3 separate regions of the Mus musculus genome follow, and all the other regions are linked to region 1. Evidence: chromatin loops called from intact Hi-C (ENCODE). Cell type or tissue: left cerebral cortex. All regions are shown on one strand.

Region 1 (8,000 bases):
AATATTAGAGAAACACTATTAACATTTTAACACTAATAGAAACACTAATAGAAACATTTTAACACTAATAGAAACACTAATAGCATTTTAATATTAGAGAAACAATGTTAATTTTAGATTTAAATATTTTTCAAATGCCAGAATGGTTGCAAGACTGTCTATCTGTCTGTCTATCTATCAAACTTGGCTGGGGATATATCTCAGTATTTACTTGGAACAATCTGAAGTGTTTAGTTGGAATGCATGAGGCTGTAGGTTCAATTCCTAGTAGTGGCAAAAAAAATTTTTTTTAATAGAACTAAGACACTTTGTATAGTTTACCTCGTACATCAATTATTTAGAATTTGCCTCATTTGTTGTTTCATTCTTTTTCTTAGTAGATACAGATAGGTGATAGTTGGTAGGTAAACAGAAGATAGAATGGTAGATGTTAGGTACGCAGAGAAAGAGAGATGATAGAAAGAAAGAAAGAAAGAAAGAAAGAAAGAAAGAAAGAAAGAAAGAAAGAAAGAAAGAAAGATAGAGATGATAGATGATGATAGATGATAGATAACTAGATAGATGATAGAGATAGATAGATAGATAGATAGATAGATAGATAGATAGATAGATAGATGATAGATAGATAGATAGATGATAGATAGATAGATAGATAGATAGATAGATAGATGATAGATTGATGATAGATAGATAGATAGATAGATAGATAGATAGATAGATAGATAGATAGATAGATAGACGGATAGACGGATAGACAGATAGACAGATAGACAGATAGACAGATAGACAGATAGACAGATAGATAGATAGATAGATAGATAGATAGATAGATAGATAGATAGATAGATAGATAGAGATGATTCACATGTAGATAGATGATTAGCAGATGGATTTTTCCGCCCTCTGTCATTCAAGACTGAGCGAGAGGTATCTTTGCCAGTCATGCTACATTGTTTCCCGAGAGCAGAGTACATTCTTATTCTTAGCCTTAGGACAGTGGTCAAAGGGACAAAGTCTTCATGTCATCCCATTTCCTCCTCCACAGCACATGCTTGGGTTTCCTTGGCTTTATGCCTTTTGTAGCGACCTGATCCACCTCATTTCCATCATACCTCTTTAGTCCTCTGAGTCTGAAACTATCTTTTTGCTCTACTCTGTCTCTCCTGACTTTGACCTTTTGGAGTGTTCTAGTTTGTTTTTCTGTTCAGTTTCTCTGATATTTCTTCCTGCTTAGGTGGTCACGGACTTTGGCAGGATCTCACAAAAGTGACTTTAGGTTTTCCCAAGGAACCCTATCAGGAGTCTTTAGATGTCACCTTGTCCAAATATCAGTGATGTTAGCTTTTTAAAAATTGGTTAAAGGACATCTGCCAGACTTAGCGACCAAAATGCATAGTCTCTTTATGAAGGACAAGCTTCCAGGAACCCCAGACCTCCTGCTCAGTTTAGGCTAATGATTTTTGGCCCTGTCACCCAGGATGTATTGCTCATTTTCTGCCTGGGACCCACACAGCCCTGGCTCTCATGCTGCTGTTCTTGCTATTTTGGTCTGAGAGCCTAACACATGCTAGGTAGCAATGAGAATCTCCCAGCCACTGCCTGCTGGCCACCCAGGCTCTTCTGCATACCTGTGGTACCCAAATGATCCAGTGCTGACCAACTTTGTGGGTGGGAAGAGAGAAATTGGCACTATGGGTTGTACTCATCTTTGCTGGGAAAAGTCCATCCCTTCTCATTCTTGAAACCGTCAGATGCTTTTGTAGGAAAAATTTCAGCTGAAGAGCCATTCAGGGGATTTCAATCCCCTGGGCATTTTCCTGAGCTGGACCTGGGTCATGGCTGTGGTGTGAAGGGAGCAGAGCATGCAGAGTCTCAGAGACAAGGGATCAATATTTCATTTCTATATAGAGAGCCCCACTGTAATGCAGGCCTGACAAACACCAGTGTCTACTAAGAGAAAAGAATAAATGAAAGAACAAAAGAATGAAAACAGGAGAAAGAATATGTGATGAAAAATAAGCCAGACTCAGAAAGATAAATCTCATATCTTCTTCCTCACACATATACTCTTTGTCTCTCTCTGACTGTCTTGCTCTGTGTGTGTGTGTGTGTGTGTGTGTGTGTGTGCATAGTTATGCACACAGATCATCAACCTGATATAAAGGCAGACAGGAAATAGGTTGGCAAAGTGTGTGACATATGTGTGTGAAATTTTCATCATGAAACCCTTGACCTTGTGTGCTATATTGAAAACTGAGAAAAGAGAGGGTAGAAGGGAAGGAAATAGGGATAAGAAGGTGAAGAGCAGAGAGAATGAGGGAAGGGAGAATGCTTACCATGATTTTCTAAGCCCAGTCCTATTAACAAGCCAAAGCTGCAGCCCAGAATTCTACATTATACTGAGGCAAGTGGGTTGAACATTGGTTTATCTTGATGTTTACTTCAGTTCTTAGTGCCCAGTTCTCAACATTCCTCAAGGAAAGGGGAAAGGCAGATGCAGACTGGAGTCAATGCTTGACTCCACTGAACTAGCCCATGTCTGATGGCATGTATGATGGAGAGCTAGGCCATGCCCATCTGAGAGCTGGCTTCTTTTCATTTGACCCTGGAGTTTAGAGGCTACCTGATAGACCAAATCCTTGCACTGATTGACTGGTACATGGTTTCAGTGACTTTTTCTGAAGGCTCCACCTCAGCTCTGTGGCACAAAGCACTAGGTAGATGAAGTCTTAGATTTTGCTGGATGACCTTTTCTGTAGAATCCAGGGATTTCAAAAAGAAAAATAAATGAACCATGACAAGTCCAGGGGAAATGACATAAGTTGACAGAGTCATTGCCCAGGAGTGTAGAGAAGTCTCCAGGTCACACACAAAGTGTCTACTATACAGCCACACTCTCAGCTCCTCCTAAGACATGCTCCATGGCTGACCCCTCTTCTTCCCTTCCCTTTCTCCTTCTCTTTCTTTCTCCTTCTCTTCCCTCTTTCTGTAAAGCTCTTCATCTCTCCCTCTCCTCCTCTTCTCACTCTCCATCACTCCTCCTTTACCCCCACATTCTCTCTCCTTCTCTACCTTTCACCTTCCCACTGCCCTTCCTCTGCCTTCTTTGAGTCTTTGACACAGGATCTCAAGCATCCTTGAACTCACTATGTTGGAAGGATGACTTTGAACTTGTGCTCCTCCTGCTTCTGACTCCCTAGTGCAGGGATTAGGGGTGAACACCTTCATTAGACAAGCACTGTGCCAAATGATCATTATCTCCAGCCCAATTCTGAGAAATATCTCTTGACTTCTACAACCCCCTTCACAGTTCCTGCTTTGAGCTCCATCAACTCATCATTTTTGTTTACTTGCAATGCCCTTCCCAGGATCATCTGTTCAGCTATGTTGCCTTTTGAGCTAGACTGGAAGATTCTAAGAGCTGGAACTACCCCACATACTTAGCTCTTCCCAGTGTGCCTCACAGTAACTCCCTCCAGACTGTAGATACACAACAAACATTGACAGGTAGACTAGGAGATTCTTGTTTCTGTTTTTCCTGAGAGTTTTTCCCAATAGCTTCATAAAGCAGGTTTCTAAACTGGCATGGATAAGGATTTGTCTGCACAGTTCAATTACTACATCTGAGTACCAACCTGCCAAGGCAGTGACACAGACCTCACTTTGTCTCATTGAAGGGTTATGGAGACATTATGCTTTCTGCACTTTGGCTTTTGTGAGCCTGTATAAGGAAAGCACAGAGTTTGTGTGTATGATGAGGGACTCTCCTTTCCCTCTGGGAACATATACCCATGTTGTGTTTGCCTATGGGCTCTCTCCAAGGTGCATTCAACCACAGCTGTAAGGCTCTGATCAGTGACCTATGGTGTCCCCCAAAGAGATGATGGAGCCCAAAAGCAGTGTTTACAGCCCTTCACTCTTTGCTGGAAGCCCTTCAGGCTGTGCTTTACAAATGAGGTTTTAAGCCGCATCACCTGAAGATGGATTTCTGTGCTCAGTCAGATATTAGCAGTACATGGTTTGGGTGGTATGAAATGGGAGTTTAGTGAGTTTAGTCCCCCCTTCACCTTAGGCTAATTATTAAAGAAAGTGTTTGTAGGCCTGCCGACTCTCATAATTCATCCTGACTCACACTTTTCTAGAGTCAGGCTTACAGAGCTCCATCTGCAATGCTGTGATCATTGCCAGAAGAACGTGGTAGGACTGAGTCATACTCCCCCATCTGTGATGGCGTGGGACCCTTGCTAGAGGAATGTGGTAGGACTGAGTCACAACCTCATACTCCTCCATGTGTGACGGCAGGAGCATAGCTGATGAGTGTTGTGGAACCAAGTCATCATTCCACGGTGCAGATGAACTCAGGGAACTTCATTCAGAAACAAGTCTGCCCTTTCCTTCTTCAGTGTGATGGAGTTACATATCCTAAGTCCTCCCATGAGCAAAGCAACCACAATAACCAGGTGTTCTAGTTTGCTTCTCACTGCCACAATACAGATACCATGGTCAACAAACATGGGGAGGGAAGAGTTTTTTTTGGCTTACTCATCTCAATCACAGTCCATTATAAAGAGAAGCTAGGACAGGCACTCTAGCAAGAACTGCAGCAGAGAACATGGAGAAACACTTACTGACTTGTTTCCTAAGGCTTGCTCAAGTTGATTTTTTTATACAACTAAAGACTAACTTCCTAGGGATGGCATGGCCCACCATGAGCTGGGTCCTTGCATATCAATCATTAATCAAGAAAATGTTCCACAGACTTGCCTACAGGCCAATCTTATGGAGCCATTTTCTCAACTGAAGTTCTATCTTCCCAGATGACTCTAGTCTGTGTCAAGTTGACAATGAACCTAACAACCACATCAGGTGACAGACTTTGATACCACTTTCAAAGAACAAACTTCAAAACTCCGGAAAGGAAATAGACAAGATACCAGGTGCCCAGAATCTATCGCCTTCTAAAAAGCACATTAAGAAGAATGGAATCATTTTTCTCCTTAGAGAACACTTACCTTGAAATATAGTCAACTGCCCTGGAATCTTCCATTTCTACTTTCTGCTTTTTCCCCCCTCTCTCTATAGTGTCTGCAAATTTGCATTCCTATGACATATGTGTATATTATGCACTTGAAAATTTTATATAAAGAAAGTGAGAACGGTGGCACGTAAGACTCTAAGAACGTTAAAGATTTAGTGCAACACCTAATTTTAGAGGTAGAGATACTGATCCAAAAGCAGGCCTGAGGCCCGTTTACAGGAAGCAAACAAATGTCCTACAAGAGATGGTAGTCTGGCTCAGCCCCCACCCAGTGCCCTCTTCAGCATGACTGGCATATACGTTAGCTAGACATTACACTGAGGCTTCCACCCACTCTGGCACAATCCCATTAGCGGTTATGAGAGTCCTATTATTAGAAAACAGCTACTGAAAGTATTCTCATCTCAAACTCAGGAAGTGGAAATGAAACCGAGAGTATTTAAGTTTGCTAAATAGAACACTGGAACAGTCCTGACATCCCCATCCTCACCCTCAAAATGATGAGGTTAGCTGGATGATCATTGATGGGAGCATCTCTATCTGAAACACCTATGAAGTCTAAGTCCTGTGAGTATTCCCCATGAGATTTGCTCTTTGTCTCTCCTCAACTGTGACTCTTGAAGGATCTCGAACTTCTATTTTTCCAAATATAAGATGGAGCTAATAATAATTGCCAAGCTGTGGTGACAGTAAACAAGATAATTCACGTTTATTCTTTGAATAAAAAGCAATGTGAAAATGCACCGTGAATCACTTAGGCAGCTTGCAGATAGCCAGGGACTGTGGGATAAAATTAGCCCAAGATGAAGAGGGATGCATTTGTTTGATGGATTCTTTCTCATGGATGCTCAATTCCAAGGTGAATCTTCTGCCTTTCAGAAATTGTGAGCCAGGATGAACTCAGGGCCACTATTAACATTTAACAAAACTGCACATTATTAAAATGGTAATCTGCATTCACTTCAGAGAGGTAAACTCCAGTGCACTCCATGCCTAGGGTTTAATGGCATTCTGCTGCTAGTTTAGATTGCAGATCTAGCAACTTCATCAACTGAAGAGCCGAGGCCCAATTGTAATACTTTTCGCAACATTTAGAAAATGCTTTTCATTTATTACCACCACTTCTTTGCTTTATATCCTCACTAACAAATATATCTATAAAGACGCTTAAAACTGATTCAACATATGCATATGTTGGGATGTGTTTGTAGATGTATGTGTGCATACATGCATGGACCAAAGGCCACCTCAGATGTTATCCCTCAGGCACTGTCTTTCTTTATTGAGAGAGGGTCTTTTGCTGAACTTAGAGCCTCTTCTGCTCTGTTTACCCAGCCCTGGGATTTTAAGTGTGTACCCCCATGCCTAGCTTTTGCACATGAAGATCAAATTCAGATCCCCATGCTTACACAGTCAGCACCTTATCTACTGAGCCATTTTCCCAACCCTTGAATTACTATCATACAGAGACTCAAGTCTCCATCATTGCATATATTGCACAGATCAGTGAGCTACCATTATTGCTATGACTTGAGTAGAACAATCTAAATCTGGCTCAGCTATCCCTACCATCAATTCATTAATCATCTCAAAATTGCAAATTCTTTTTTCTTTTCTCTTTTTTATTAGATATTTTCTTTATTTACATTTCAAATGTTATCCCCTTTCCTGGTCTCCCCTCCCGAAAACCTTCCCCCCCCCTTCCCCTCCCCTGCTCACCAACCCGCCCACTCCCTCTTCCAGGCCCTGGCTTTCCCCTATACTGGAGCATAGTGCCTTCATGGGACCTTTTTGAGAGCTTGTACAACTAACATCAATAAACAATGGCTTGCTTTGGGAAGGAATCTCTACCAGCATACTAGGGTGACTTGGAGGGTGCAGGGAGTACCTTTGAAGAAAAGAGAAGCTGGGCATGGTGGTGCACATCTAATCCCAACACTGGGAGGCTGAGGTAGGAGGCACAGGTTCCAGGCCAAACAGAGCTAGATAGTAAGACCCTATCTCCAAGAAGGAAAAAAAAAAAACCAAAAACCAAAAAACCAAAGAAAGAGATGAGGAAGATGAAAATTGTACCTGAGTTTTGTCTGTTTAGGAGAATCCAGCGTTAAGATAATAGCATTTGAACTTTAATTTGCATGCCAGTCACTCCCTACCCATCCTGAGGAAGTCAGTGTGAGCATTAGTCACTTTCCTTGATGGGTGCACTGATGAAGCATCTGACTGAAACAACTCAAAGAAGGAAGAAGGTAGGGTTTATTCTGGTCCACAGTTGAAAAGTACAGTTGGATGTGGCAGGGAATTCATAGTTGCAGGAGCAAGAAGCAGAATTGTGCTGCATCAGCAGTCAAGAGCGCTCATCTTACTTTCATTATCAAACCTGGGGTCACACAACCAGGGTCCCAAGCCAAGTCCAGCCACCATCCTCAATATGCCAATCATTTGTGGAAAACAGAAAAAGGAGATTTTTTTTTTTCCAAAGAGAGACAAAGAGCTCCTGTGAACCAACTTGCCCAAATTTATCTTCAGGATCCTGAAATGAGACTAAAGTTTAAATAGAGTACCAAGGATGAGTTAATTAATCAGTTCCATTCAAGATGCTGCCCACCAATGACCTATCATTGTCTGGGCTTCAGTATCATCCTGTAAAATGATCAGACAAGTTATTAGAACTGTGTGAAATCTGGTTTCAGGACACACCTCTTTTTCTTGGGCATTTGGGGAGCATGGTAGCAGTGTTTTCCTTCTCCCAGCTTAAGATTCCTGGGGAAATTTCCATTACTTTGGGATCAATAGCCTGATAGTCAGATTGAGAGACATAAATGCCACTTTAAAGTATTTTCCGTCTCCTAGGTGACTCTAGATCCTGTTGAACTGATTATGAAGATTAATCATTGTGGGTAGTGAACATTTAAAGGATAATACATGACTTAAAATACTACTGGAATCTTTGTTTAATTCTGCA
Region 2 (8,000 bases), 490 kb before region 1:
CCTTGGGTATTTTGGAGCATGGGAATACTGCCTATAAATGTCCATTTTGGTTGCCATTTTCTTCCATTTCTGAAGAGTGTTTTTCGCTGGTTTGCAGCTTTGGGACACTTTTGAGAATTCAGCCGCTGGTTCTAACTGGTCCTTTCTTATTGTTCTCTAGATTTTTCTCTTTGATTTTGTTTTTTCTATAGCTTATGTGTGAAGGGAAGGCGAGAGTCCTTTCATTTACTCTGCTTGGGCTTACCGTCCTTCTCACACCTGTAATTCTAAAAAAAGTTGGGCCTATTACTCCAACGTTTCTTTCTTTCTTTCCCTACTTTCTCTTTTGGGGCAGCAAATAAAATGTATTATAGATAACTCAGTCTGTTTTAAACTCTTAGTTTCTGTTTTACAATTAATCCGTGATACATTTTAGATACATCCTCAGAATCTTAGCATTATAAGAATCCTAGCATTATATTCACAATTATCTGATAAACCTAATATCACAGTCTCCTCCTGTGTGTGTGTGTGTGTGTGAGAGAGAGAGAGAGAGACAGAGACAGAGAGACAGAGACAGAGAGACAGAGAGACAGAGAGACAGAGACAGATTGCTTGCTAGTGGGTGTATGAGTTAGGGAGTATGTATGAGTAGATGTGTTGGCCTGGTGGCACAGAGGCCATTATGTAATGGCCTATAGCCCCAGGCTATGAAGGAAAAACAAAACAAAAAACTTTACAAGATGACTAAATCACACACCAGAGAAAGCAATACAATGAAGAGGGACAGTAAATTAAAGATGTGAAAGTCTGTGGCTGGTGTAACACAGCACAACGCTTTCCAGGAAACTTTCATATGGGAAAGAAGTCATTCTGAAATAATGATTAAAAGTCTAGTTTAGGACCCACTCAAGCCAGCAGTCAGCTATTGTCATTATCAAGTGCTGGGCACTGTATACAGTATTATCACTATGTTCTCTGTGTGTATGTATTTGTGAGAGTGTATGTAAGTGTGTGTGCATGTGTTTATGTGTCTGAGTGTGGAGGTTAGAGATCACTCTGCAATGTCATTTCTCAGGTACTATACACCTTATTATATATATATATATGTGTGTGTGTGTGTGTGTGTGTGTGTGTTTGTGTGTGTGTACAGAGTATGGACATGGGAATTATGGAAATTTCAGTACCACAGCACATGTGGAGGTCAAAGGATAGATGAGTGGAGCCAGGTCACTCTCCCCCACCTTCATGTGAGTTCTAGTGATTGACTCATGTGGTCAGGCTCACAGAGCACATGCCTTACCAAGTGCATAATCAACTCATTGGCTTCATCTTATGATTGAGATGAGGTCTCTCACTGACGTGGAACATGCCACTAGATTAGGCTAGCTTTCCAGTGAGCCCCAGGAATCCTCCTGTCCATACCTTCCAAGTGTTGGGAATACAAGAGGCTACCACCACACCTGACTTTTTAAATATGGGTTTTGGGGACTCAACTCATGTCTTTAAGTTTGCAGGGCCAGCACTTTATGGACTGATCTGTCTGTCTCCCCATCCCTGTGCACAATGCCTTTTTACAGCTGGCAGTGCAATGAGGTTGTTTCAAAGCATGACCACACACGTGTGAGCATCCTGTTGAGTAGTGAGTAACAGTTGTGATGTCACTAGACTATGGGACTTTGGCAGTCCCAACATAATCCTGAAGGTCCATCACCATATATGTGGTCTGTTCTTGACTAAAATGTCAGGAACTCTTGACTAACCCTCCCTTCCACTTTCTGACATTCATGGTTTAGGGAAGGCAAATAGCCTATCTTAGAGACATTTTACTCAGGGTCTGTGGGAGGAGGCAAAGACAACTGGTGTAAGAGTTGGGAGAGACCATCGTGACGTAGATGCCTTGTTGTTATAGCATGGCCTAGAACAATGCTCTGAATCTTGGGTTACACAAGTATGATACACCACATATAAGACAAGGTGAGAGAAAACACAGCCTGTTAGTGAGGCCACATGGAAGCATTCGTAGATATTTTTTGACCTAGGAAATATTTTGAAAGACAACCAAGAACTTTCACACACAAAGCCCCCCCCCCCCAGCTAACAATCTATATGAAAGGGACACCTGAGTCCCCCATGCCTTAGTCCTCAAACTAGCCAGGCATGTGCCTAGTTCATTGAGGCTTCTGGAGAGTTCTGTGAGTAAACAAATCTGCTCAAATGACAAGTTGCCAAAATGTTATATTATATGAGCATCTATACAACCATGTCTGCTCTGCACACTACAGATCCATGGAAGCTGAGGGAAGACACAGTTGTGGGACCACTGGATTATATTAATCTTTGCTTCTGTGATTCTTGACTCCAGCTCTATTCCAAGTCCACCCCAGCAGCCAGATTATTATCCAGAAAATGTGGGAAAGCAGAGTTTTTCACAGTCTCTTATAGAAGGTGAACCCTGAACAGGATTCTGTTATTCGTTCATCAAACACATGAGGGAATGCCATCTTATTGGTTTTTTTTCATCTTGTCATTTTTTTGTAGTTAATAGTTGCGTTTTATTTTTCTTGTTCATTCATTTTCATCTGTGTGCCTATGTACATATGTGTTTGAATATATGTGGAGGCCAGAGGTTAACAACAAGTGTCTCCTTCATTCTTTCATTCTGCACCTTATATTTTAAGACAGGCTCTCTTATTGAAGCTGGAGTTCACTGACTCAGGTTGACTGACTGGGCAGCATGTACCAGCATCCTTCCATTTCCACCTCAATGCTGGGATTACAAACATGCAAGGACTCTGAGGATCAAACTCTGTTTCTCATGCTTACATGGCAGGGACTTTATAAACTGTGACACCCCCCCCAACCCTCTTCATTTCAATGAAGCCCAGGATGGATTCAAACTCACCATGTAGCCAAAAATAACCATGAACTCCTGATCCTCCTGCCTCCACTTCCCAGGAGCTGGGCTCACAGATATAGACGGCTGACTGTGCTTAACTAATAGTTTATTTTTTCACTTCTTCCATCTTTGCTTCTGCTAAGAAAACATACTTATTTTGAAAACATCTATCATGGATTAAGATATCATGGGGAGGGTGAAATAAGGAAGCAGCAAAGTTAGACATGTCCAAGCTGCCAGAGTAGGACAGGTCAAGTCACTGGCAGAAGAGAAACTGAGCTGAGGTCTCAGAGCCAGTTACGGGCAATCTCAATGCAATAGTTAAGGACTCTGTAATAGTCCCTTCTGGAGGTGGCAAAGGGGGGTTCTGACTCATTCCTAGGTCTGGATAAATAGGCCATCCAAGGGTCCTAAGTGGGATGGCCAGGAGATAAGACAAGAAAGAGGACAAAGGCTGGGACTGGGAGGTCTTGCACAAGCTGCCTTATGCTAAACAAGCTGATTAAGAAGTACAGCATTTTATATGTTCCAGGGGAGAAATGGGACAGAGCCAGCAGAAAGCTATCATACAATGGGATGAAGTCAGCGGGAAGCTAATCAGACAGTGTTACACAAAGGGAACACAGGATATCTTGGGACTGATAATCATAGTCTTTTAGGGTAGGAAGAGTTGGGGTTACAGGATCTGAAGCTACAGCTTTGCCAAAGCTTTGGACCCAGGCCATTCCTGACTCTGTACCACCCTGGTTCTTTCTCCATTCATTAGGGACTCAGGGGAAGCCTTGGGTAAACCCAGCCCTCAACAGGGTCCCTCCTTAAAGATCAGCTGGTGATGAATGGCCAAAGCTGAGTCTCCAAAAGCAAAAATCCAAACCACCCGCAAACTCTCTGTCCCTGCAATGGAAAGCAGGAAAGTGTTTGCTGGCCATGGAGAGACTCTGGAGAAGGAGATGCTGTGCATTGGGTGACATCTTCCTGCAGCATCTCTCCCGAGGCCTGGAAAAGACCACACAGTGTCCAGGTACTCTAGAGACAGAGTGAGTGCCTCCCCTCCTCCAGGCACTCCATTCTCTAGTATCGCTGACTCCCAACCCTGTGTAGGAGTGAGTCCCTCTCACCTCCACATCCTCCTTTCCTTCCTCACCTTTCTTTTGTCACATGCACGTGTGCTAATGCATCTGGAGGTAAGCGGTCAACCTTAACTGACATTCCTACAGAACTATTCGCTTTGGTTTTTGAGATATGTTTTATCATTGTCCCAGAGCTCACCAATAAAGCCAGGCTGACTGTGAGTCCCAGGGATCCTGTACTTTACAGAGCCAGTTCCCCAAGCCATGGGTGTCACTTCTGAGTGAGGACTTATCAGATGTGCAGTCATGACCTAAACCCTCGATGCTCTAACTATGGTCTGCAAAATAAAAATGTCAGCATCACCGGGGGCCCACCTAGACATCCAGAACACAGGCCTGGGTGGCACCAAGGGAATTCTTCTTTCCTGAGACAGAAGGGCTAGCAAAGGAAGCCAGAGCCTCAGGGTGGACACTGCTACGAAGTGCCTGTGCCTCTATGTGTGAGCTGGGAGTTGCTGGAATTTTCCCCTTTGATGTAATGAGATAAATATATCATTGGGATTCTTCCACTCCATCTTCACAAGATAGTTCCAGAAATAAAGAGTTATCCATAAGCCTTAGGAGAGTCGAGATGACAACTTCTGGGACATGGAATCTTGGTCCAAATGGGATTTTTTTTTTCCTTGCTGGTGTTACTAATTAAGATTCTCTTCAAAACTAGGCCAGCCCATGTTCTTCAGTTGGCAGTCTGCTCTGAATCTCTCTGTAAACACGTAGTAGCTTGTACAAACAGGGGAGGCTTTACTTTCCCATCCTAAAGAGGGCCTGAAATAAATCCCAGACAACTCTTGGAGTTTGCCTTGCTATAAAAATAGTGGAATTCATTGAGAGCTGCCTCATCCCACTCAGACAGGCTGGCCGGCTAATTGGCCCTGGGACCAGCTTGGGGTGCGTTGGCTTTACCCAGTCTGTTTTACCCAGTCTGTCTTCGCTTTGCATTCTGGGTCTTCAAAGCTTTACACTGAGATGATTCTAGTGTTCATTCTAGTCTAGTGGAAAGAGAGACTGCATAGCATTCAGTCAGGCCTGGACCAACCTTAGTTCTATATCCAACTTTGCCTGGTGTCTTCAAGCTTTTGTTGATACAATGGTCAGTACTCTTACCTCTGTATCATGGATAGGATATATTATCCAAGTCTCCCCTGTTGATACCAGGGGATGTAGTTGAGGTGGCTCTTCAGTCTAACATGGTGCAAAGCTAGACTGAGCTAGGCTAGGAAAGATAGAAGTGAGTCTCCAACTCAGCTGTGAGCTTTGACTGTGATCACTGTCTGTGAGCAACCAGCATGCTCTGAGTGGGTGGAGATCTATTCTCACTTGACACTTGCCTGACTCCCATCCTTGCTGGCCTTCTTTTGAGGAGACAAACGTCTGCCTTTCCTGCTTGTCATGTTCACTTCTGCAGATTCAGAAGCTAGACAAGTACCTGACACATGGTGGGTTTTGCTAAATATTTGATGATTGACACATGGCTTTGAGTATGCAGCTTTTGGGGTAACAAGTGGAAGCAATTCCACTTTGAATGATGTAATCACCCACTTCTCTGCCAATCTTACAATGTCTGCAAAGTCCCTGTGCCACAGTCCCTTAGGAGGTCTTTTCAGTACCTGAGCTGATCAGAGCATTGTTGCTTGTGCTAATAGTAACTGCTTATTTATCAAGTCAGAACACAGAGGCTGAGATACAGCTGAACCCAGGTTACCTACATCCTATAAACAGCATTAGCTACTTCTCATCGGTGTGGAGAAATGGCAAACAAAGCAACTTCAGCAAGAGGGGCTTCACTCTGGCTCCCAGTTTGAGGGTGTTCTGTCATGAGCAGATGTCATGGGGACAGGGCATCAGGCAGCCGGACACATTGGATCAGTCAGTAGACAGGAGCCAAACGATGCTGGGTTCTGGTCACTGGGGTCCTTTTTATTCAGCCTGGGACTCTAGCCACAGGGTGCTGTTGTTCATACTCAAAGGGAGTCTTCCTTGCTGAGAAGAACTCCCCCATCTATAAACACACCTAGAAGTCTGTTTCCATGGTGATTCTAAACCCCAGCAAGTTGAAAATGAAGATCAACCATCAAAGCAGGCACAGGGATTGCCACTTGGAATCCGCTAACAGCTAACGCTAAGTAAGTACAGGCCCTCTCACGACACTGCAAGCATTTTGACTGAGCTTTAACTGCTCAGGGCCCACACACATCCTGTGTCCAGATGTTCAGTGCACTCATACAGGAAGCAAAGAAGGGTGAGGTCCTCAGATTTTGTTTAATAATATTAGCTAGGAAGGGGAGTCAGTGGCTACAGTTAGGGAGGAGGTGGAAGGCAATGTGGAAGGCAATGTCACCTAGGCAGGTACGGACAGGTGTTGCATGTCTCCTCCGTGCTCACGGTTTGTGGAGCAGGAGGACCGGGGTCATATTATGCTGTAATGGTTGTCATTGTCTGCTCTTTCCACCATGTAAGTCTTGGCAGATAACCTAGAGGTCCAAGTGCAGGGCAGGGCTTCACCCCTGTTTCCTTCCCAGAGCAAGACAGTGATGTCCTGTCCAAACACTGCAGTGACTGTTCCGTTGGAAGGTGCTCACTGCAGGATAGGGTACTTCCTTCTGATCCTGAAGATGCTGACTATCCATCCAGACTCTTCCAAGAGACCTTTCTTGCCAAAGGAGTTGGCAGACTTTCCTGAGTGACTTCCTGTCAAGATGGCAGACTGTGCTATTCAGCAATCTAACTGTTGAAAATAAGTCCATTTTGTGTATGAGCATGTGTTTGTGTATGTGATGTGATGTGGGGTGTGTGTGTGTGTGTGTATGTGTACATGTGGAGGTCAGAAGACAATTTTTAATGTTATTCCTTAGGCCCCATCCACCTCATTGTTCAGACAGAGTCTTTTACTGAACCTACAGCTCTGCAAACATCCCAAACTGGGATCCACCTGTCTTTGTCTTCCCCAGTGCTTAGGTTGCATGTGCTCCCCACTGCACACATTTTTGTTTGTTTGTTTTGGTTTTTTGTTTTTTGTTTTTGTTTTTTGTATGTTAGTTCTGCCTCAGGTCCTCATGTTTGTAAAGTAAACACTTTTCTGACCTAAAGTCATTTTTAAAAAATAAATCTGAACATTTTGCATGTGTACGGGACATAGTAGTATATGTCTGTAACCTCAGACGGAGGATGCTGGGAGATTGTGAGTCTGAGGGCCCTCTGGAGGCTTACCTACACCTGGAGCGAGGGAGAAAACGTACATTCCAGCTGAGTGAGCATGCTCAAACACCTCCATCTGCAGGTGGGTAGGACGCTGTCCCTCAGAGAATATTTCTGACTCCTGTGGTTATATCAAAGCATTGGGCCACTCTGAAGCTCTCAAACAGCAACTTGCAGCATAGATGCCAGCCTCCGACGTACGGTAATGACAATTGCTGGTATGTACTGCACCTGCAGATGTAATGCTTAAAATTAAAGTTGTCATCCCGATGTGCTGACCAGGCATGGTGGCTAATATTGATAGTCAGCTCCACAGGATCTAGAATCACTGACAAGACAATCTTCTGGTCATGCCTAGGAAGGATTATCTAGACTGGATTAATTGATGTGCTCCAAACCCATGCTCCATCCCTTGGGCTAGGACCCTGGAGAGGATACAAAGGAGAAAGCATCCCTCGCTTTCTGCTTTCTGACTGTGAATGCACAGTGACTAGCTACTCACACTCCCACTGCCAAGACTTATCTGCCCCAATGCACTGCACCCTCAAACTGTGAGTCAAACAAAACCTGCCTGCCTGCTTTCTTTCCTTTCTTCCCTCCTTTCTTCCCTTCCTTCATTCTCCCTTCCTCTCTTCCTTCCCTCCTTCTCCCTTCTTTCCTTTCATTCTGCCTGCATGCCTTCCTCATTTCCTTTCTTCCTTCCATCCTTTCTTCCTACCCTCCCCCTTCCTTCTATTCTGCCTTCCTTCCCTCCTCTCTTCCTTCCTTCTTCCCTTCCTCCCTTCCATCCTTTCCTT
Region 3 (8,000 bases), 110 kb after region 1:
CCATGTTCATGTATGGCCCGGTTTTGTTGGCTTCTGTGCCTGATCACTTTGTCTTGTTGCTTCAGAGCTGTAGCTTGGAAAGTACCAAGAGCAGATCAGCTCCCTGTGTGGCCAGGAAATGAACAAGATAAAGGGCAGAGGCCCTATATTTTCCTTAAAGGGTGCACCCCTAACAGCTAGAAGACTTCCTACTACTTTTCTCATCTTCATTTCTGACCACCTCTCAAGGGGTGATCTAACCTTCAATCCATGGGCCCAGAGACATTTCAGATACAGACAAAAGCAGACTTTCTCTTTGGTTCCTCCCAGAGCTGGACAGTACAAAGATGGGTAGAAATGGCCAATGCTGTCCAATTATTACAACTCCATGCTATTCTAGAGACTGCTTCCTGTTTTAATATAGCCCTTCCTTCTAGAACATCCCTTAGAACTCTGTCATAACCGCTTTCACTGCTTAACACCTTGGGTTTGAATATGCAGTAGCAAAATAGAGATTTTTCACTGAAGCAGTTTCAAAGTCTCTTCTAAGACAGCAAGGAGCAGCGTGAGGCTCAGCCCCAGCAGCCCCAGCAGCCCCAGCAGCCCCAGCAGCCCCAGCAGCCCCAGCAGCCCCAGCAGCCCCAGCAGCCCCAGCAGTGTGATAGGAAGATGGAAGCACCCTCTGTTCTTTATGGATCACAAAGGCCTGAGCTAATTAGCGTTATTAGAAAGCCAATTAGACATACATTTTATTTCTCTGTGTGGTGGAAAGGGAGTATGCAGAAGCTGACTATGGAGGAGACACCTTTGCCTGTACTGTTGTGGACACGGTGTCTGGAGAAGACGGAGGGAAACTAGGTGGGGCCTGGGGGCTGTGAGATTCTCTTTCTTGAATATGAACTGGACCCAGTGCTCACACAGTCTTAGACTGTCTTTGGTGTACAACGAGCTTCTTTGCCTCATTCCCTGTTTTCCAGTGAGTTTCCCTTTTAGCTCATCTCCATTTTATTTTATTTCTTTCAGTCTTGTACTACTGGATCGTGTTGAATTCATGTTAAACACATTGTGGCTTGAATATGAAAAGTCCCCCAAGTAGTGGCACTCTTTTGGCAGGTTGTTGAACCTTCAGGAGTTATAGTTTTGCCACTGTGGGTCTGGAGGTACCATGCCTTCCCCTCCATGTGGACTGCAGTCTTCAACTGTGAGCCAATCCTTTCTCCCTAAGGTTGTTTTTGCAGTGTGCTTGGTCACAACAACAAGAAAACCCATACACCTCCTCTTTATCTATATTTGAGAACCATCAATCATTTTCATCCATCCCTCTTCCCATCCAGCCATCAAGGGGTTCTCAACCTTGTTGGATGCCCCTCTGCATCTCTATTAGCTGCTATATCTTGTAGTGAGCTTCAAGATTATTTCTGACCTTCCCCTAAGAATCTTTGACCAGTTATATTAGCTAATGGAAGCAAGAAAATCAGACTTAAAACTCTAATAGCATCTGTTATAAAATATATCACCTCTCTCTCTCTGTCTCTCACACACACACATCTAACTATGTGCATCCATCAGATTTTTACTTGTATGAACAAGCTTTCATAGCAATCTATGTGCTAACACAGCTCCGAAGGGAGACCCCCCCTTTTCTGTGAGTTGTTTTCTTTGGATTCATACTCAGTGTGCAGGCCTTTCTGGCTCTCCACTGGCAGTACAGAGGAAAAGTATTCATTTTATGCACTCCTTTCTCCTCATCAAACTCCATGCTTCTTACCAGCACTGTGTTCATTTTGGAATGGGTACCACAAACCCCTTAATATCTTCGTGGTCTAAAGACATCCCCTGGATTTCAGAAGTACTTACTCAGGACCTCAGCTCTGCTCTGCTGAGCTGGCTCAGCCCCTGCTAGCTGCTTTCTTCTGCTGTACAGTCTGGAGTCTCCCATGTGCCATTCTGGAAGCTTCATTGCTACTCCCTCAGCTGCTTTGCACAGCTCCAATCCTCATAACCACGGTCTTACTATAAAGCCTTACACTGTCCTCATCCTTCACTTGCCTTTGAGCAGAAGCAAGAGTGACCTCATTGGATAGGCCACTCTTTATGGTTACTCAAAGTAGATGAAACCGTCAGCACAGAATAGTCTAATAAAGATATTTGCTTGCTTTAGAATATGCTGTCACAGCCTTGTGTGTTCCTCTGTGCACATGACTATGCTCCTGCATGTGTGTGCCACTGCATATATGTGTATCTTTGTGTGTGACGGTGGGTGTGTGTCTTTCTGTGTGTGCCAGTATGTGTCTATATCTGTGCATTTGTGTGTGTGTGTATATCACTGGTGGGTATGCCTGTGTATGTGTCAGTATATGTCTGTGTGTGTATGTGTGTGTGTGTGTGTGTGTGTGTGTGTGTGTGTACCAGTGGGTGGGTATGCACCAGTGGGTGGGTATGCCTGTGTATGTGTTAGTATGAGTCTGTATCTGTGTGTTTGTATATACACGTATGCCTGTGTATGTACATCTCTGTGTGTCTAAACTCATGCATACATGTGTGTGCATATATGTGTATCTCTGTATGTGGCTGGCTATATGTGTATGACTGAGATTGTGTATATATGTCTATGTGTGTGCCAGTGGGGGTGGGTGTGTGCCTGTGTGTGTCGATCTGAGTCTAAGTTTGTGTGTGTGTGTGTGTGAAGGACATAATGTCAAGCTTTGTGTTTCTAAAAAAAAATGCCCAAGAAGTCACATTACTCAGAAAGTACAAACCAAGCCCAAGTCCACAGAAAGCCACATAGCTGATGCCCTGATGCTGTGTACACACTGGCTGCATGGATGACATTTATGCTGGCATTGCCTCCACCTTCTCCATGAGATTTGCTTCATCCATCTTTCATAAGCATTTCCTTGTTTCAATGTATCATCTGTAGAAATTCATTGTGTGTTTTTTTTCTGTATCAGGAGCCACTCAGATGCAACCTCATCTGTCACTAAAGTCAGCTCTTGCTTTCCACCCCAGGACATGGTGGTGTGCTCTTTAAGTCTCCCTCTGAGAAGCTGCAGTTTTCAACCACCCTGTGTTCATTTGTGAGCCTTTATTTTGTAAAGGAGCAGTCAGTGATAGGGTTTGGAGCCACTGCTGTCAGATCTGAACTTTGCTCTGTAAGCCCTGACCAGTGTGAAGAAGATTCCAGGAGACTCTGGGTTTCTTTGCTACTAACCAGAGGCATCTAGATATGCACCATGCTCTCCCTCCCATTCTTCTGTGTTGCCATCATTCCTTCCTTTGATTCCATTCTTCACCACGGGTTTGATATTGTGTAGCTCACAGTGATGCTGCTGTACATAGAGGAACATTTCTTCCTCCCCTCCTCAGTGAAGTCGAACTCCTGCCTATGGCCTTGAGTCCTACTGATCAGCTCCATCCTCAGCCTCCATCCAGCAAGCACACCTCTTGCCTTCCTCCTTAAATCCATTTAAATCATGTTTACCCATACAAAACCTTTCATGTCTCTCAGTCTTTTAGAACCATGTTCCGTGTGTGATTCTGTACTCCATAGGTGAAGAGCCTCAGGATTTTCTATGAAGTCCCTGGAGATCCTGCCTGAACTGGGAAGATAACGATAATCCCTACTGTGAGAGCAAAGCTAGCTTCTATGGCAAGCCTCATTTTGCACTTTCATTTGTTACCTAAATCAGAGACACAACCATGTTCAGAAAGAGCATTATACTATCTGCAGATGGTAGAAATCACTGAGACTTCCTGGGTGGTAGTTGTGTGTGATTTGTATGTTCATATGTATGTACAGGTCAGAGGACAGGCTTGGGTGTCTGTTTACCTTTTGCTGTTGCTTTTGAGACAGGGGCTCTCAATGCCCTGGAACTTGCCATGTAGGTTAAATAACCTGGCCATCGAGCCCCAGGTAATCTAAACTTTAATACCACCCATGCCCTGTCAACACTGCTACTGCCATTACTGGGAGTATAGGCATGTGCTACCATGCCTGTTCTTTTTAGGTGGGTACTAAAGATCAGACTCATTCTTGTGCTCCCTAAGCACAATTTTATTCACTTAGCATACCATAGTATATCTAACCAGCACACAATTGTGGAATTATTAGAGAATGCATACTCTCTGGAATTTGGAAGTCCATAAAAGCTTCATCTTAGTAAGGTCCCTCTCGGTGGCTCCTCCTTTCCTGCCCTCTGGGTCACAAAGCTCCATAGGAATCTGAGAAAAGAGCCAAGAGGTTCCCAAAATGCAAAGGATGTGGCACACAGCTCTGTGGCCTGCCTGTGAGTGCACTGCCCTTTTCCCTAACAAAGATTTAGCTTAAAGCTGCAGGCCACTTGCTAGTGCCATTCACATTCCTAACTCCACCCCCACATCCTTTCAGTAATCTGCAGCAGAGCTGCCTCTGTCTCTAGCCAAGTCACCTTCAGTCAGAGGGCTCACACAACTCACTCCCTGCTTGGTCCTTGGCCCACTTACCAGGGCTGTCGCCAACTCTTCTGTCATCTCACCCTCCCTCCCCTGAATGAGGCATAAGCGGCCCCAGGTCCACTGTTTATTTCGTCTTCTCTCAACTGTGGACTCTGAATCACAACTGAAATGCTTGTGAGTCATACCAGGGTTCCCACTCACAGCATGTTAGTGTGGGCAGCTGTTGCCCCCAGAACTGAGCTTCATCCTGGTGATAGAGCAATGTTTGGCCACCTCCTGGCAAGCCCTCTTACTTCCTGTTGACCCTTCTCTCAGCAATCTCTTCCCTCAGCCACCCAAATTCTCCTCAGAACAATGAATACTTCACTTCTCCAGGAAATAGATACTTCAACCTCTAAAGCCAATGGGTCCCATCCTTGTTAGATCTTCCTCCTTTCTGTTCTCTCAGGCACGAACTACCCCCCTGAAGTCTCTGGGTATGGCTGGCTTATCCTTACCAGTAGCATCCCCCATCATGTTCTGTGCAAACCCCATGAAGATTTTTATCTGCACTCTTCCAGAACTTTCTTCCCAAGGCCCAAACTACCTCTGTGGCTCCTCTGTAACCTCCACCCCACTTCACACATAGCACTGAGGATGCTAACACTGAGCTCTTTATCTTGTTCTTTTCTGTGGAGAATACCCATCAAAGCTTGGCCCATGTTCCTCCTCGATTCACAGGAAGGGAAACACAGAGAAGTATAAGATCTCAGAGTTATGACCAGAGTTTAGAAACAGCATTTCTCTTTTATCTAAACTATCACTCTGGGCTGGACTGATAGACTCACTATTTGCTACTTGAAAAATAGCATACTGGGTAATAGAAATGTATTTAAGACTTTTTTGTTTTTCAATTATCTGATTATGACTTTGTGGTAGGAAAACATAGCAGTCATGAACCAAATCCATCAAGAGCTTGAGTTCCTATGTTTATCCTCACAGATCCCAGAATGTTCTGGAAAGCCATGGGCTATGGGAACTTGTCCTTTTCTTTCCTGATTCATCTTTGTACTGTTACATCTGTGAGTACATGAGAATCTGTTTCTCTAGAGCACTAGAGGATCACAGGTCAAGAGACGGCAACAGGGCCCATAGGAAAGATTCCTGGTTACCCATATCAGACTGACAGTGAGTCTGTGTATTACCCCAAACTCACTTAATCAAAACTAGACTCTACATTGGGTAGCATATATCTGTACATGTATTATCTTTGTCATACTGACACATCTAAGGTTATAAAAAAAAAACAAAACAACTGACTAGATCAGACAGGACTGTGGACACATCTATGGGAATTATCTCAATTGTTTATCAATACAGAAAGACTCAGTTCACTATGGGTGGCACCATCCCTGCACAGGGTGTCCTGAGCTGTATAAAAAAATCTAGGTAAGTGTGAACCCAACTGACCTACCAAACAGTATTCCTTCCTCCATGTTTTCTGTTTCAAGTTCTTGCTTGAATCCCTGTCTTGACTTCCTTCAATGATGAACTGTAGCCTGGAAGTGCAAGCCAACTAAATCCTTTCCTTTCCTAAACTGCTTTTGGTCATGGTGTTTGCTACAACAGCAGAGAACAGCTAGAACCATTGAGTCCCCATACTGGAGAGTCTGAGAGCTTACAAAAACAAGCAGATAAGCAACAACTCTCTCAGTAAACTGAACACTTGACCACTGGCCACTGTCTAGCTCTCTTGTGTATAGAGCACTTTGTCCAGCACTTTGTATCACCCTTTCCTTGTGTATGACACCATGTTATAACATGTCCTGTATCCTCTTGCTTTTAAAGTCACTTTACTTTTTGGTGAGTTAGATCAGGATTGTGTCAGCTATCTGGACACAGTCACCCAGGTGACCCTGGCTCCAACCTGCACTGCCTAGTAATCATACCCATTACCCCAAACCCTCTGCTCCCTGTTTGGTTGGTGTTGCTCAGGGTGCAGCATCATTCTCTCTCTCTGTAACCTAAAATCAACAGCCAATGTATGATCCTCAGGGTGTGTCAGCATGTTCATCCCCTCTGCTGCATACCTTTCAGGGTTCTTCCCTAGGACATCTTCATCTCTCCTCACACCTCACTGTGTGTGTAAGAAGCATTGTCCCAAGTCATTGTGGGACATAACACTGCCAATATAATATTTTGTGTACCTCTTTTGCTTTTCTTCATCTCTAGTTTTGACATTATAGTATTTGGCACTGAAGCCAGAGCCTTGCACACACTCTGTGAGCGTTCTACCTCTGAGCTGAATCCTTGACCCCTACCCTTAATTTTCATGGGTTTCTTTATATTGACTCTTTAACATATACCCAGATTTTTTTGATGCTAAGCAATCCAATGGCTTCTCCCTCCAGTAAGTACACAGTTCTTCACATTAATCACATTAACCATACATTCAGACTGATCTCTATCTGTATGGCTACCATTCTCTCAAACTTTCTGTATGTGTTGGGTTTTGCTAAGATGGAATGCTCAGACACATTTATTCCCGTGTCTGAGAGCACTCCTTCTTCCTTTACCGTTTACTAGGTTGTATATCTGTTTCTTAGTTTGCTTCCTTGTTTGTCTGTTTGCTTGCTAGTTTTCTTTTTGCTTTTATTTCTGTAGCTCTGGCTAGCCTGGAATTTGTTCTGCAGCCAAGACTGACTTTGGAATTGTTAGATCTTTCTAACTGTGCCTCCCGCAATCTGGGATTACAGGCATGTGCCACCACACCAGGCTAGCTGTTAATTTTTTTTTTTTTTGTACATCCTATCCTTTAACACTCTGTATACTTCTCTTGAACATGACACCAGGTCTATGGTTCAGCAAGACTATAAGAGTGACACCCTCTTTTTACCCAGTGTGTCTTCCTTAGATTCTTATACTTTTCAAGATGATTTCTTGGTAAAAATGAAATGGTTTTGTCTCTTAAATTCATTGTTATAATCTATTTAAACCATTTCTTCTGGTAGAACAGTCATTTCTTATTACAGTTCTTAACTTTTAATGTTCTGTGAGTTTATGCATTACTTAGTTTGCTTGTTTGCTAGCTTTTGAGACAGGGTTCCATGTAGTCTATGCTGGTCTCAAATTATCTCTGTTGCCAAGGATGGTTTTAACTCCAGAACCTCCTGCCTCTAAAACGTGAGCCTTGGAATTATAGGTGTGGCTTATGTGCTTCTGGAAATCTAGCTGAGGCTGTGTGTGAGTACTCTACCAAATGAACTACACCCTAAACCTTTCTGTACTTTGAAATGTCTTCCCTTTTGGATGATAGTTTGCCTGCTTTTAAAATCACAATGACAATTATTGATTATCCTTCAGCTCTGTGTTTAACTGCCATTCATGTATAGACAACCTTTCATGGAATTTTTAATTTACACTCTACCTTTGATATCTGCAAGATTTAGAGTCATCTAGAAGACAAACCTCTGGGCATATTTGGCAATGCTGTTCTAGGTGTCATTAGCTGAAATGGAAAATCCTCCTGTGTCTGGGACGGATAAAAAAGAGAAACCCAGATGAGCACCTATCTATCAGCATCTATCACCCTCTGCCTCCTGCCTGTA

The links. A loop is a pair of places that touch in the nucleus more often than their neighbours do. Peaks named below come from ENCODE experiments on the same cell type or tissue, not always from the same donor. Only the 100,000 strongest peaks of a DNase experiment are listed, where the experiment ranks them.
Region 2: a loop joins it to region 1, with 2.0 times the contacts of the local background. A loop is called at or near these places in 2 of 42 quality-filtered maps.
Region 3: a loop joins it to region 1, with 4 times the contacts of the local background. A loop is called at or near these places in 2 of 42 quality-filtered maps.

What each region holds. Positions count from the first base shown.
Region 1 is chr8:128,160,912-128,168,911 of GRCm38, forward strand. No RefSeq gene overlaps it. Among named protein-coding and RNA genes, the nearest start is that of Mir21c, 110 kb to the right of the region's middle. In left cerebral cortex, no CTCF peak of the experiment used is centred here; DNase peaks (open chromatin) are centred at 4,231, 5,360 and 5,784; H3K27ac peaks cover 829 bases.
Region 2 is chr8:127,670,780-127,678,779 of GRCm38, forward strand. Gm32532 (a long non-coding RNA gene) reads right to left here. Exons shown (of 4, transcript XR_388233.1): 3 at 7,216-7,434; 4 at 6,287-6,733. Among named protein-coding and RNA genes, the nearest start is that of Gm32532, 16 kb to the right of the region's middle. In left cerebral cortex, no CTCF peak of the experiment used is centred here; a DNase peak (open chromatin) is centred at 4,750.
Region 3 is chr8:128,268,615-128,276,614 of GRCm38, forward strand. All of the region lies in intron 1 of A930035F09Rik (a long non-coding RNA gene), which reads right to left. Among named protein-coding and RNA genes, the nearest start is that of Mir21c, 5.6 kb to the right of the region's middle. In left cerebral cortex, no CTCF peak of the experiment used is centred here; DNase peaks (open chromatin) are centred at 1,909 and 4,540.